Linked DNA regions of Homo sapiens: regions 1 and 2 are each linked to region 3. Evidence: chromatin contacts called from ENCODE Hi-C or POLR2A ChIA-PET data. All regions are on one chromosome and are shown on one strand. The core of a region is the stretch at or near the end of the contact, and the rest is flanking DNA. Distances in the headings are between cores, read along the strand shown. Region 1 overlaps KCNN3 (potassium calcium-activated channel subfamily N member 3). Region 2 holds the start of KRTCAP2 (keratinocyte associated protein 2). Region 3 holds the start of PBXIP1 (PBX homeobox interacting protein 1).

Region 1 (4,106 bases), core at 1,318-3,817, 160 kb after region 3:
GTCATTTACATGGAGAGCCAAAGAGAGTCTCTCCCACCAGGACCTTGAGCTCCTTTGAGGTGTGCCTCATTTTTTCATTCATCAAGTGTTTATTAAGCATCTATGTTTAAGGGCAAGCTCTGGGGAAAACATGGACATAGAAACAGACATGGTCTCTGTCCTCAAGCAGCTTATAGCCTCAGAACAGGCCAGACATTAGTCAGATAATTGCACAAATGACTGTAAAATTACAACTGTGGTAAGTACTCCAAGGAGCCTAGATTGATCCAGTCAGAGGATGAATAGGATTAACTTGACATAGAGTGAAGGGAAGAACATTCTAGGCAGAGGGAACAGCATTCGGAAAGATTGTGTGTCAAGAAGGAGATGAGCACAACAGCCTTGGTGGTCCTGGGAAGAGGATTTGTCTACATTCTACGCACAACAGGAAACCACCAGGCAGAACCTCTAGCCCTGGGACAGTGCTGTGCACATTCGAGGGCTGGATGCATCAGTGAGGAACAAAGGCATGCATGGGGGAAAGGATCCAGTGTGATGGAATGACGGATGCTCTCCCACCCAGATTATGTGCAAACCCTGGAATGAATCCGCCTCCACACTGACTTTGGAGATCTGGGGCAGGTCGGGTTTCCAACTGCAGGTCTTTAGTATTCCTTGACTAAGTCAGCTTAGTCAACTACGTTAACGAGGTCAAGTCAAGCTAAGTTAACTACTCCAGCCATTCTTAGAGGTATTTCACTGCAGGCTTTTTGTGTTCTATTTCTGCCTTTCCCCCCACAACAGTTGGGTAACAGTCCCCAGCATAGTGAATAAGTTCTGTAAGATTTAATATTGATTTGTTGGAGTTTTTAAAAATTGAAAGTATAATTAATGATTTATTGCTACTTTGCAGTTTGCATTAATCACTGTCATTAATGGTAATCCTTTTAGGTGGTTTATAACTTTTAAATGGAGTCTGTTAATTCCCAAGCCTGGTGGCTTTGTCTCTAGGCTGCATTGGGGTCTGCCACCCTCCCATGCCCCCGACATCCCTCCCCATCACCCCATTTGCTTTAAGATACAGGGATGAAACTCCAGGTGTAAACTTTTCAGGGTCAGCCTCTTACCAAGGAACAGACATTTGGGTACCTTCCTGGCCAAGAGGAGGGGTGGTGCACAAGCTGGCTCTGGGCCTTTGCTGTGGGCAGAGAGAACCAGGCCACTGCTAGCTCTTCAACCCACTACTTCATTTACAACTCTCTGACTTTGTATTCCCTGGTTTGCATGTCTGACACCTCACTTGGCACATGATTTATTACAGCTTTTCAATAGCCCGTTCTTTCTGATTGACCTGTCCATCTCCATTTGGAGTGGAAAGATTGGCTTCTAGGTGTTTGTGGTGAGAATATTCCTGAGTGCGATGGTTTGGGGTTAGGAGCTTCCTGCTCTTGGTACAGAACCGAGGACCACAACTAAAGGAACTCCCCTTTCTCTGGCTGGGAAATGAAAAGGGTGGGGAAATACACACTAGAAGTTGCCTGAGACCTGGCTGAAGGAGAGAAACTTTCTGTTTTGCCAACACCTTCAGGGATAGAAAAAAAATCAAACTTCTGCCTGCATCACAGGCAAGGGAAGGCAGCTCAATGGAAACAGCATGAAAAGAACTTCGGAGCCCATATAGGTCAATCCCCTGCTTCTGGGGTGGGCATTCTCTCCCACATGAATAGGTCCAGATTTCATTTTGAAAACATTTCCCTGGGAGGAATCTTCCCTCAAATTCTCTCTCTTTCCGTCTCTACCCTTCTTCAAGGTTTGACAATCTCTCTAACCAAAATCCCTCTTGCTGTAGTTAGAGCCTCTTAGGGACCAGTTAAACTGGAATAAGGGATGGCCATAACAAAACATGCAAATTCCTTTTCCTTTTAAAGAGAAATATGTCTCCTGGATATTACCTGAATAAACCCATCAGCTTGCTGTTACTTTTCTGGGATTATACTTGATGAGGATGGTTGCAGAAAGTCCTGTAAACATCTTCTATAGTCTGTATGGGGAGGACAAGTCCCACCTGTTTCCAGTGGAACATTCTGATTCCTGTTGTTACTCTATATTTACAGAGTGGGCTCCACTAAGAGCCCACCTCCTTCTGTCACTGGTGGAAAGGCTATTTAATATGATCCCAATTAGAGGGAGGAGGATCTGGGATGGTTGTTGGAACATGGCAGACGGGGGAGACCCGGAGGGAATAAACCACCCCAGGATGCTGTGTGACCACCTGACCCTCTGCAAAGCAGCATCGTGGCACTCTGTTCCCTTTCAAGGTTCCCACAGTGAGTGCCACCCATTTTTACCACAATGGCAACAGGATTTATGCTCCCACCCACTCTCAGTTCTGAACTTTCTATGGCTTTGCCCCTCATTGGTCATAAAACACGTGTCACCTGCCTCTCTGACTTGGCTTTTCTTGCAATTACATGGTTTCCTTTGCGATCTTCCTGGCCAGTGGAAGCAGAAGGATGCTTTTACAGACAGGGTATTATAGATGGGTTGGCAGATGAGGTGATTTCTGAGGGCCTGGCACAATGCCCAAAGGGACGTGAGTCAGCTCTCAGAGGAGGTTTGGTTTTTCCTTCCAAATTCATACAAACAGCAGTGAAGTTTAAAAGATCCTCAAGTGGATTACAACCCCCATTCATTTGGCAGCAGAGGAGCACAACTGTCAAAAAGTCCAGGTACTTTAAGCTGTGGAAGAGGCACAGAGTCACTCTCAAGTTGGACAGGGCTTCAAGCTATTTCTAAAATTAACATCGGGGCCTTTCGTTCCCTTTCGAGGTTCCTTTGAGGAATGGGTGAAAGCCACCTCTTCTTGACCACAGCAGTGACTGGATTTATTTTTGTCCTGTCTTCCTCCTCCACATTCTCAGTTCTCGAGGCTTTTTATTGTTTTTGGTTTTAGCCAGGCTTGGGCTGGTTGCTTACTCTCCGGTGTGCAGGGCTTCTAGAAGTGTTAGCCACAGCCAGCGGGAGGCAGCCGATCACCCATCCCACCTGCTGAGCTGTCGCGGGCAGACATCTGTTGAGCTCCTCCCCAGCACCAGCCGCAAGAATGTACCTGATGTGGTCTTTGCTCTGCAAGAGCTCTCAGTTTAGAGCAGTCTTTTTGAGAAAAAAAAAAAAAAAGTGGTATGATACACGTAATATAAAATACCATCCTAACTTGTTTTTTTTTTTTTTTTTTGAGATGGAGTCTCACTCTGTCACCCAGGCTGGAGTGCGGTGGTGCGATCTTGACTCGCTGCAACCTCTGCCTCCCAGGTTCAAGTGATTCTCCTGCCTCAGCCTCCCTAGTAGCTGGGATTACAGACATGCACCACCATGCCCAGCTAATTTTTGTATTTTTAGTAGAGATGGGGTTTTACCATGTTGGCCAGGCTGGTCTCGAACTCCTGACCTCAGGTGATCCACTCACCTCGGCCTCCCAAAGTGCTGGGATTACAGGCGTGAGCCACCACACTTGGCCTCATCCTAACCATTTTTAAGTATATAGTTCAGTGATGTTATGTTTACTCATATTGATGTGCAAACAATCTCCAGAACTCTTGTCTCCTGCAAACCTGAAATTCTGTACAGTATATACATGGGGGATGTGTTCCAAGATCCCTGGTGGATGTCTAAAACTGCAGATAGTACCGAATCCTACAGAGAGAGATAGTCCCAGATTTAACGATGATTTGACTTAAGATTTGTCGACTTTATGATGGTGTGAAAGCAACACACATTCAGCAGGAACTGTACTTTGAATTTTGAATTTTGATCTTTTCCTGGGCTAGTGGTATGCGGCATGATATTCTCTTGTGATGTTGGGCAGCGGCAGAGAGCCCCGGTCAGCCCTGTGATCACGAGGGTCAGCAACTGATACAGTACTCTACCGTTTACAGTGTTCAGTAAATCACATGAGATATTCAATGCTTTATTATAAAATAGGCTTTGTGATAGATGATTTTGCTCAAATGTAGGCTAATGTAAGTGTTCTGAGCACACAAGGCAGGCTAGGTTAAGCTGTGACATTCGGTAGGTTAGGTGTATTAAATGCATTTTCTACTTACAATATTTTCAATTTACAACGGGCT
Region 2 (4,055 bases), core at 755-3,254, 220 kb before region 3:
CCCTAGGGGTCTGAGGAAGGAGCAAGACAAGCTACCTGCAGCTTTTCCAGAGCACCTGCCTTGGGCTGGTTCACAGACCTTCCCAGACCTCTGTCCCTTGCTTCTCTTTCCCCGCTGCAGAGCTAAAGGCCCAGAGGAGGGACGGTTGGAGCTTGTGCCTGCTCCAGCCTCAAGCCCAATCCCCATTTCTCCAGCTGCAGTAGCCCCAGCTGGCAGCCCCCTCACCTGCCTCCATCCCCCATCTCTGGGCAGCTTGCCCCTGGCATTTTTCTCAAGGACACCGCCCATTCTGCAGCTCCATGCAGACCCCCACTCCCTTCTCTAGCAGCACCCCCATGCCGTGATTCCTCCCGATAGCCAGGCGAGGTTGGCACTCCATCCTGCTCGCTCCATACGTCCTCCTGCCGCAGCTCCGGCCTGCGGCCACTCCAGCCTCCATTCCCCATCCTTCACTTCCCCATCGGTCTTACCAACCCATTCCCCTTCGCCCCCATCAGGCCCTCCCGCCCTCTCCCGCAGCGCAACCCGGTCAGCGGCACCCCCTTCTCCGAACTAGCGGGGGAATCAAGAGCCCCGCCTACTCGCCCCCTCCCCACCGGAAGTCCCCTCCCCCTCTTGGTGGCGAGAGTGGGGGTCCTCAGGCTATGCCCCACCCCCACACCTCACCTTGGTCCCTCTCTTCGCAGCCATCCCGGTCAGGGGCGCAGCTGACACAAAGGAGGGAGGAACAAGGAGGGGGGGAGGAAGTGGTGGGGGGGAACACGGTTGGCACCGCCCCTGGGAGAGCCAGGCACGGGTTGCCATGACAACCGCAGGCTCGGAAGCAGCCCTGAGTGGGGGTGCGTGGGGTGGGGTCTTGGGGAGGGGTCCAAATTGGGAACTGCACTGTGGGGCGGCTCCTACATCATCCCCCACCTGTCCTCAGTTTTCTTGGAAAATATCCAAGCTCACACGTCCCTCTTCTCATAACAGGGCCTTTCCCCTGAAGCCCCAGCCCCGGTGCACTGCTGGAGGCCACCCCAGCCCACCCGCTGCGTCTGGGCTGCTCCTAGCTCCTCCTCACGCTCCAGCACACCGACGCCTTCACGGCACTCACCTCCGGGCTGCTCCCGGGATTACCCTCTCATACCTGCATCCCGACCCTCCCAGCCGTTTCTGCCATCGCTAGCCCCCTGTCTACATCCCAGCATCTTCCTGGATCCCCACCTGTTCCAGGTCCCAGCTTGCCCCAGAACCCTATACGCCCCCTCCCCTTCCCTCGACCCCACCTTAACTCACACTGATGCGGACCAGTGCGTCCATGATGGAAGTGAAGGTCTGCATATCCTCACCCTCTGCCATGGCCCTACCGTGCCCGCCCGCCCCTGGGTGCCCGATCCCGGCTGCGGCTGCGAACCCCGGGCTTAATGCAGGAGCCCAGTGGGGGTGTGAGGAGGGCTGGGGGTTGAGGTGTCACTGCGCATGCTCCCGGGACCAGCCTCGAACAGCGCCCGTCGGGGTAGGGGGTGGGAAATAGTTCTCCCCACGTGGTTCTCGAAAGCCGGTCGGGGGGTTGGGGAATATGGAAAGGTATTTGACGGGGGAGCCATTTCTTACATTCTCATTTTTCATTGGCTCCTAATTTTACTCATATAAAGCGGGGGATTAGTTTCGGAGGAAAATGAGTTCCTGGTTGGGAGCACTAAATTTTAGGTTGGGAGATGTTGAGGCATGGGGCAGGGAGGTTTGAGGAACGTGCACTAGAGATGAAAGAAATGGCAAAGAAGACAGAGATGGGATAGATGCCACAGGCATGGGCCCAATGACTTAAAGAGATAAGTGCACCTTGTACAGAGTGGCAGCAGACGCACCAGGTACGAGGAAAGCCTGAGGACCAGGGCGGTGGCCGAGGATGCCCCCTCGACGCATTATTTCCTCCCTGTCGCAAGAGGGCGCTGCGTCCAGGCACTGAGAGGAAGAAAGAGGAGAACGCGAGGAGTAGCAAGTCCGCGGTAAGCGCTGACGCATGCGCATAGCTAACCGCACCCGGTTCAGCTCGCCTTTCTTGGCCAGAGGCGCCGGTTGGACTCACGGGCGGGGCATGATGGGTAACAGGACCGGTGGGGTCCCCAGGAAGTCCTAGAGGGGGTCGGGGTTTGGGTGGACAAGCTTTCCTCGTCCTCTCCCGACAGAGCTGACGTGTCCTGGGTTCCACCGGGAGCGGGCATTTCCACCGGACGGGAGGGTTCGGGGTGTCCGGGGCTGGGGAATACGTAGGGGTTGCCGCGCGGTGTGGGGAGTTGGGGCGTGTGGCTGCAGTCCCGGGAGTTCTTGGAGGGGGTCGGCCCACCGAGCTTCCGGACCGGCTGATCTGCCCGTAGCTTGCCGGAGGGAGGGCGGAGCCTGACTCTCCGTCCCTTCTCCCATCCCCTCCAGTGGTGGGTACGGGCACCTCGCTGGCGCTCTCCTCCCTCCTGTCCCTGCTGCTCTTTGCTGGGATGCAGATGTACAGCCGTCAGCTGGCCTCCACCGAGTGGCTCACCATCCAGGGCGGCCTGCTTGGTTCGGGTCTCTTCGTGTTCTCGCTCACTGTATCCTCCCTGCAGTTGGAGGGGGCGGGCCACGTAGGCATGTGCCCTTCCCCTTCCCCACACAGCTCTGTCCCCGTTGCACACCCTACTCCTTAACTCCCTCAACCAGGCCTTCAATAATCTGGAGAATCTTGTCTTTGGCAAAGGATTCCAAGCAAAGATCTTCCCTGAGAGTAAGTGAATATTGGAGCTTGAGTATTTGAACTTTCTCCTCTTTAACCTCCTGAAACATGATATTGAATTTCCAGATGCTTAGGTGAAAGGTTGTTAAGGAGAAATATATTTACTGAAGCTGTCTGAAGACAGATGACGCTTTTCGATTCTGCACCTTGTATAGCTCCTGGAGTTGGAGCTGGAAGAGAAGGCCTTTGAAAGCAAGAAACTTTGGTACCTTCTGGCCAGCTCCCAGGGAAGGTTTGAGGGGAACAGGCAAATTTGGGCTGATGTTTTGCATCTATTCGCTGGGAGGCGGTCCTTGTTCCCACCAGAAGAAGCAGCAGGACCAAGTTCACTATGGAGTTCTGATGTGAAGTTAACTCAATATTAGAGAATTCTACTTATTTGAGGGAATTGTGAAGAGCCTAAATACTAGAGGCACCAAATATCTATGGCAGCAGGAATCCTGACCAAATCAGAATAACTGTTAGATTATTTCCTGTTTGGAATAATTCTTGTTCAATTGCTCATGTAATCAAGAATTGATGATTCAGTTATTTATGGAGAATTAAGTTTATAAAGCAAATTAAGTGTCAAGGCCAGATTACTTAAGGAATGCCACGTGCTCAGAAATTCACAGCAGATGCAATCTCATGTAAAACCCTCATGTGGTAAAACAAAGATCTATCATGGTTGCCCTTAATCTTTTCTCTTTTTTTTTTTTTTTTTTTTTTGAGACAAGGCTTTACTCTGTCGCCTAGGCTGGAGTGCAGGGATGTGATCACTGAAGCCTTGACCTGGTCTCAAGCAATCTTCCCTCCTCAGTCTTACCAGTAGCTGGGACTACCAGTGAGTGCCACCACACCCAGCTACTGTTTTAAGTTTTTGTAGAGATGGGGTTTCACCACATTGCCCAGGCTGGTCTCGAACTCCTGGGCTCAAGTGATCCTCCTATTTCAGCCTCCCAGAGTGCTGGAATTACAGGTGTGAGCCACTGTGCCTGGCTGCCCTCATTTCTTTGCCCCCCTCTAGGACTTGCTTTCTCCGCATAGCCCTTTTGCAGGCTTCAGAGTTCTTTCCATCCAGTAGCCCCGGGACTTCTCTCTGTTAGGTTTTGTTTCCATATGTATTACCTTCACTTGCTTCTTTTTTTTTTTTTTTTTGAGATGGAGTCTCGCTCTGTCACCCATGCTGGAGTACAGTGGTGTGAACCCAGCTCACTGGAGCCTCTGCCTCCCAGGTTCAAGCGATTCTCCTGCCTCAGCCTCCCGAGTAGCTGGGATTACATGCGTGCGCCACCATAACTGGCTAATTTTTGTATTTTTGGTA
Region 3 (3,916 bases), core at 1,030-3,529:
TTAGTTTTTGGAGTCAAGTGTTAAAGGTTTCTGGCCAGAGGAATTGGGGTCTTGCCATCCCTGCAATAGCCCTTTTATGGGCTCTGGGAGACAGCTTTAGGGAATAAATGGGGATTTTCCCCTTTTTCTACCCACTCCTTTGCTTCCTCCAAGACTTACCCAACTCCTTCCCCCTCAGAGAACCAAATAGCCTGAGGAAGCAGGAGAGTTCCTGGTTATGGCAGTTTCTTGGTGATTTGGGGCTTCAAGACAGTAGGTGAGAGATGCTGTCAGGACGTATCTTCTTCATACCAAAGTCACTGGTCCTTTCTCAGCCTCTCTCGTGCTTTTCTCCTAATGACCATATTTTTGCCAAAAATTGGGATATGTTATCTGACAGACCAGAATATTTGAAGTTTGGGCTGTCCTGAAAGTCTGGACTTTGGTGGTACCCTCCTCCCCCAGCCCATCTGTTGCACATTATACTCCGTGTGTTCTTCAACTTTCGGCGCCCTTATTCCCCTGCCTTCCTGGCTTGATTGAAGGAAAGCTTGAAAAGGCGCAGAGCCCTATACCTCATTTCCTCCATGATAAAAGGATCCAAGTGAGGCCCTGTCACAGCCTGTGGGTAGGGGATGCGGCGGGATCCTCATTGCCATGGTACTCAAAGGTAGAAGAGCCTGGAGTTTGTTGCTTCTCTTTGCTATTCTTTCATATCCTCTTGGGCCTGGTGATTAATTAGCAATTCTCATTCCTCTCAGCCAAAGGCCTGCACTGGGCTTTATTTGTCTTTTTTTATTTTTTAAGCACTGCCTGCCAGAGATGGGCCTGGGGCCTGATGAGGACCTTAGCGCTGCTCGTTCTCCTTTTCTGTTCATGCACACATTCCTCCATGGGGTGGGGAAGGCAGGCATGGGGTGTGGCCCTCGGAGAAGTTAGGAGTCCCCCAGCTCAAGATACAGTGGCAAAGACCTAGTGGTCCCCTACCCCCACTTCTCTCAGTTCCTGGCATGAGGAGAGAAGACCCTGCTCTGGTGGAGCTGACAACCTTTGAGGCTGGGAGGAGAGCAGCCTCTGGGCATCGTTCCCAGTGTCCCTCACACTAAAACGGCGTAGATGGCAACCCCCCACCCCCACCCCGCTGCTCAACTCTTGTGTTTGTTGTTCTGTTTGCCCCATTTATCTGTTGCTGTTTTTGTGTTGTCTTCCCCTGCTCCGCATTTTGTAAAATGGCCCCTGGGGGAGTGTTTTTGCTGGATCTGCTCCCTCTCGCTCTCTCACTCCACTACTTTTTGGAACAAAGTGATGGCAGAATGCGGTGGTGGTGGGGGTCTTTTGTACTGTTGGATTAATAAAATGATTTTAAAATCCCAGACAAGGACTCCTTGCTGTTGCTGTGTGAAAAGGCTGGAATGAGCCGCTGTCACTGCTGGGTAGGGTGCTTAGGGGTTGAGGATATGTATGCTCCCCAGGGTCCCTGGGAGTGGGAATGGCAGATTTGGCCCCTGAGCTGACCCTGGTATAAGCTGCTGAGCCAAGGGAGGCCTGTGTTTCCCCGCCCATCCCCCTGTGTCTCCACTGTGAGAAACTGAGTTTCCTTTTTGAGCATATTCCTGGGCCAGGCCTGGAGCCAGGCGGATTTGGCACCACAGCCTCTGGAAGACAAGTGCTTGAGCTCTTCTGGGTTTAGCACCCCACCCACCTCCCAGTTGTTTGGGTTAGGGAGCAAGTGTCGCTCTAAGGGTGAGGGGAGGGGCTGCTTCTGTCCTAGCAAATTTCATTTTGGGATGTTTTTCAGATCGTTCCCGTCCCCCAACCGTTTTTTAAAGTAGCAATGGCATCTTTTAAGCAGTCTGTTTTGGAGCAGATTGGGGAGAATGGCAGGAGGGCTATTTCCACACCCTGGATTTGCGACCTGTCCCTCTCCCTTCCCCCATCTCACAGCTGTCTCTGTCTATCCTGGGGCCAACCTGGCCCCTTGTCTTCGTCATCTCAGAAGACGGCACCGTCTGCTTTTCTCTCAGTTTGTGGGGGTTCCCTCTAGAAACTGTTTAGACACTGGGAAAGAAGGGCAGGAAACTCAGGATTCGGTTAGCTGGGACCCCGGTCGCCCACCAGGAGGTAAGCCCAGGTTTAGGGCCGTGTCGCTAGACCTCCCTTCCCCTCCCCTGGCTCTCAATTCCTGCTCTTATTGGCCAAAAGTTTCCGCCCCCTTGGGGAAGTTGACTTTTCATTGGTCAGTTTCTGGTCACATGATTTTCTTCTCGGGCTGCAAACAAAGGGAAGCCTGCAACAAGTTAAGCTGAAGACCGAAGCAAGAGCTGGTTCAGGTAATGCCTTAGCTGGGAAGGGGTCCACAGATTCGCTTTGAAGGGGGTGGAATAAGGAAAAGGGAAGGCGGAACTAATCTAGAAGGAATGAGCTGCTTTTCATTTCTGGGCTGGGGGAGGAAGGCCAGGTGCCGACGCTAACACAACAGGAACTTGCTCTGGGTACCCCAGGCAAGTGGCCCTAGATCCTTTGCTTTAGCGGTTTGGAGGAGCAACTGTTAGAGGAGTTTAAATTAACTAGAGGCGAGACTTCCTAGCTTTATGCTGAGTGGGAGAGCTCCCCCTTTAGCTGTTTTTTAGAAATAGCAGAAGTCTCTGTCATAATCCTTACAGGAGGTGTTTGTTGAATCCTGCCTGAATGAAAAGAAGGGGGTGGAGGGAGGGAGTGGAGGTGGGTTTTCTTCCAGAAGGTCGATGAAAAGAAAAAGATCTGGAAACACAGCAGGGAAGGGTGGAGATTAGACAGCAGAAGGAACTTCCTAATAAGGCAGTGAGATGCTGGCTTGGGAGAAGAGGTGTTTTTTTGAACCCTGGGTTAACCTAACCAAGAAAGAGGTATCAGGGTTTGGAACCCAGAGTATAGGAGTTTCAGAGTGTCTCCTATTTGGGTCTCATAAGTATTTGTTTTGTTGACCCAAATACCTTTGCTGGTTTCCATGGAGACAGTGGGTCTGACATCACTGTGGTTGCCATGGTGCCTGGTTCTAGAGGACCTGAGCAGGCTGCACACACAGCTAGGGATAAACAGGGACTTCAGCCCAAGCTGCTGCCACTTCCTTCCTGCCACCACCTGTTAACAGTCAGCAACTGGGGATGGGGAGATGATAACAAGGGCGGGGGTGGAGCCACAAGCGGAAGGCTGAACAGCCATGGCTCTATGGATACTTACAGATGCATGCCAGGGTGTCCTGTTGGATTTGGTACAGGGAGGTCATTGCAGCCATTCTCCTGTCTCCGTGTGGAATGGGTGCATGTGTCTGGGAGGATGGGCATTGGGAAAGACCTATCCAGGACTTGGATCTTGACTGGCAGGAGCCACAGGAGGTTACTTAGGGCACCACGCAGGACTTGAAAACAGCTCAAACAGAAGGGGATAATGTGGTTGGTTTCAAAGGTAGAACTGCCATACTCTCCCAGCCTCACTTCCCTTTTCCTGAGTTTTCTTATAAAGTGCTCGGGAAGCAGTCATTTATCCTGTTCTGAGGGATCACAATCCAGTACTCTTGAGAGGTCAGCTCATCTATCCTTCCACCTTTATGCCTGGTCCCAACAGGAGCTGCCTGAGGGAACTGTTTTAGCCTTGGATGAAGGGGCGGATCCCTCTCTTCTTACCCTGCTTTGTGTCAGTCAGGCTTTGGAAACTGGAGTGATTCCCTCCCCTATCCCTGTCAAGTCAGAGCAGATTAACCGGGTGCAGGACCATAGCCCTGATTTTTGTCTATTTTTTGCAAGCTATAAAGTGATGTATATATACATGATAGTTGCCATAAATCCATTTTCCCAGTCACCTTCAAGTTCCCTAAGACCAAACTCTGGCGATTACTAAGAAGGTAAACAGAATTTAGGATGAAGACTGAGAGTGATGAGGAGACTTATAAAAGGTGCAT

The links. Hi-C counts contacts between places; a loop is a spot of excess contacts on that map. ChIA-PET counts read pairs that join two places held with the same protein, here RNA polymerase II (POLR2A). Pooled maps may share reads with other maps.
Region 1: a loop to region 3 is called in a pooled map, with 4 times the contacts of the local background. The contact joins the enhancer-like site here to the promoter of PBXIP1 in region 3. A Hi-C loop is called at or near these places in 22 of 37 single-sample maps with no recorded cell type and 10 of 50 pooled maps. POLR2A ChIA-PET finds 5 or more read pairs at or near these places in 5 of 52 experiments (CD4-positive, alpha-beta T cell, CD8-positive, alpha-beta memory T cell, GM10248 and 2 more).
Region 2: a loop to region 3 is called in a pooled map, with 11 times the contacts of the local background. The contact joins the promoter of KRTCAP2 here to the promoter of PBXIP1 in region 3. A Hi-C loop is called at or near these places in 2 of 37 single-sample maps with no recorded cell type and 10 of 50 pooled maps. POLR2A ChIA-PET finds 5 or more read pairs at or near these places in 3 of 52 experiments (CD4-positive, alpha-beta memory T cell, GM12878 and SK-N-SH).

The regions. Positions count from the first base shown.
Region 1 is chr1:154,790,337-154,794,442 of GRCh38, reverse strand. The region is part of intron 2 of KCNN3 (potassium calcium-activated channel subfamily N member 3); the gene reads left to right. Among named protein-coding and RNA genes, the nearest start is that of KCNN3, 78 kb to the left of the region's middle. RefSeq lists an enhancer at 2,669-2,978. Within about 2 kb of position 2,567, at least 5 of the 41 ENCODE cell types and tissues checked have a DNase peak (open chromatin) inside an H3K27ac peak, as active enhancers do; they include CD4-positive, alpha-beta T cell, where a contact is called at or near this core.
Region 2 is chr1:155,171,253-155,175,307 of GRCh38, reverse strand. It overlaps KRTCAP2 (keratinocyte associated protein 2), which reads left to right and starts at 2,004. Exons shown (of 5, transcript NM_173852.4): 1 at 2,004-2,087; 2 at 2,416-2,570; 3 at 2,680-2,743. The coding sequence starts at 2,084. It overlaps TRIM46 (tripartite motif containing 46), which reads right to left and starts at 1,459. Exons shown (of 10, transcript NM_025058.5): 1 at 1,279-1,459. The coding sequence starts at 1,341. RefSeq lists silencers at 921-1,215, 1,385-1,474 and enhancers at 1,224-1,732, 1,805-1,854, 2,055-2,154, 1,733-2,241, 2,345-2,624.
Region 3 is chr1:154,954,462-154,958,377 of GRCh38, reverse strand. It overlaps PBXIP1 (PBX homeobox interacting protein 1), which reads left to right and starts at 2,279. Exons shown (of 11, transcript NM_020524.4): 1 at 2,279-2,309. PYGO2 (pygopus family PHD finger 2) reads left to right here. Exons shown (of 3, transcript NM_138300.4): 3 at 1-1,352.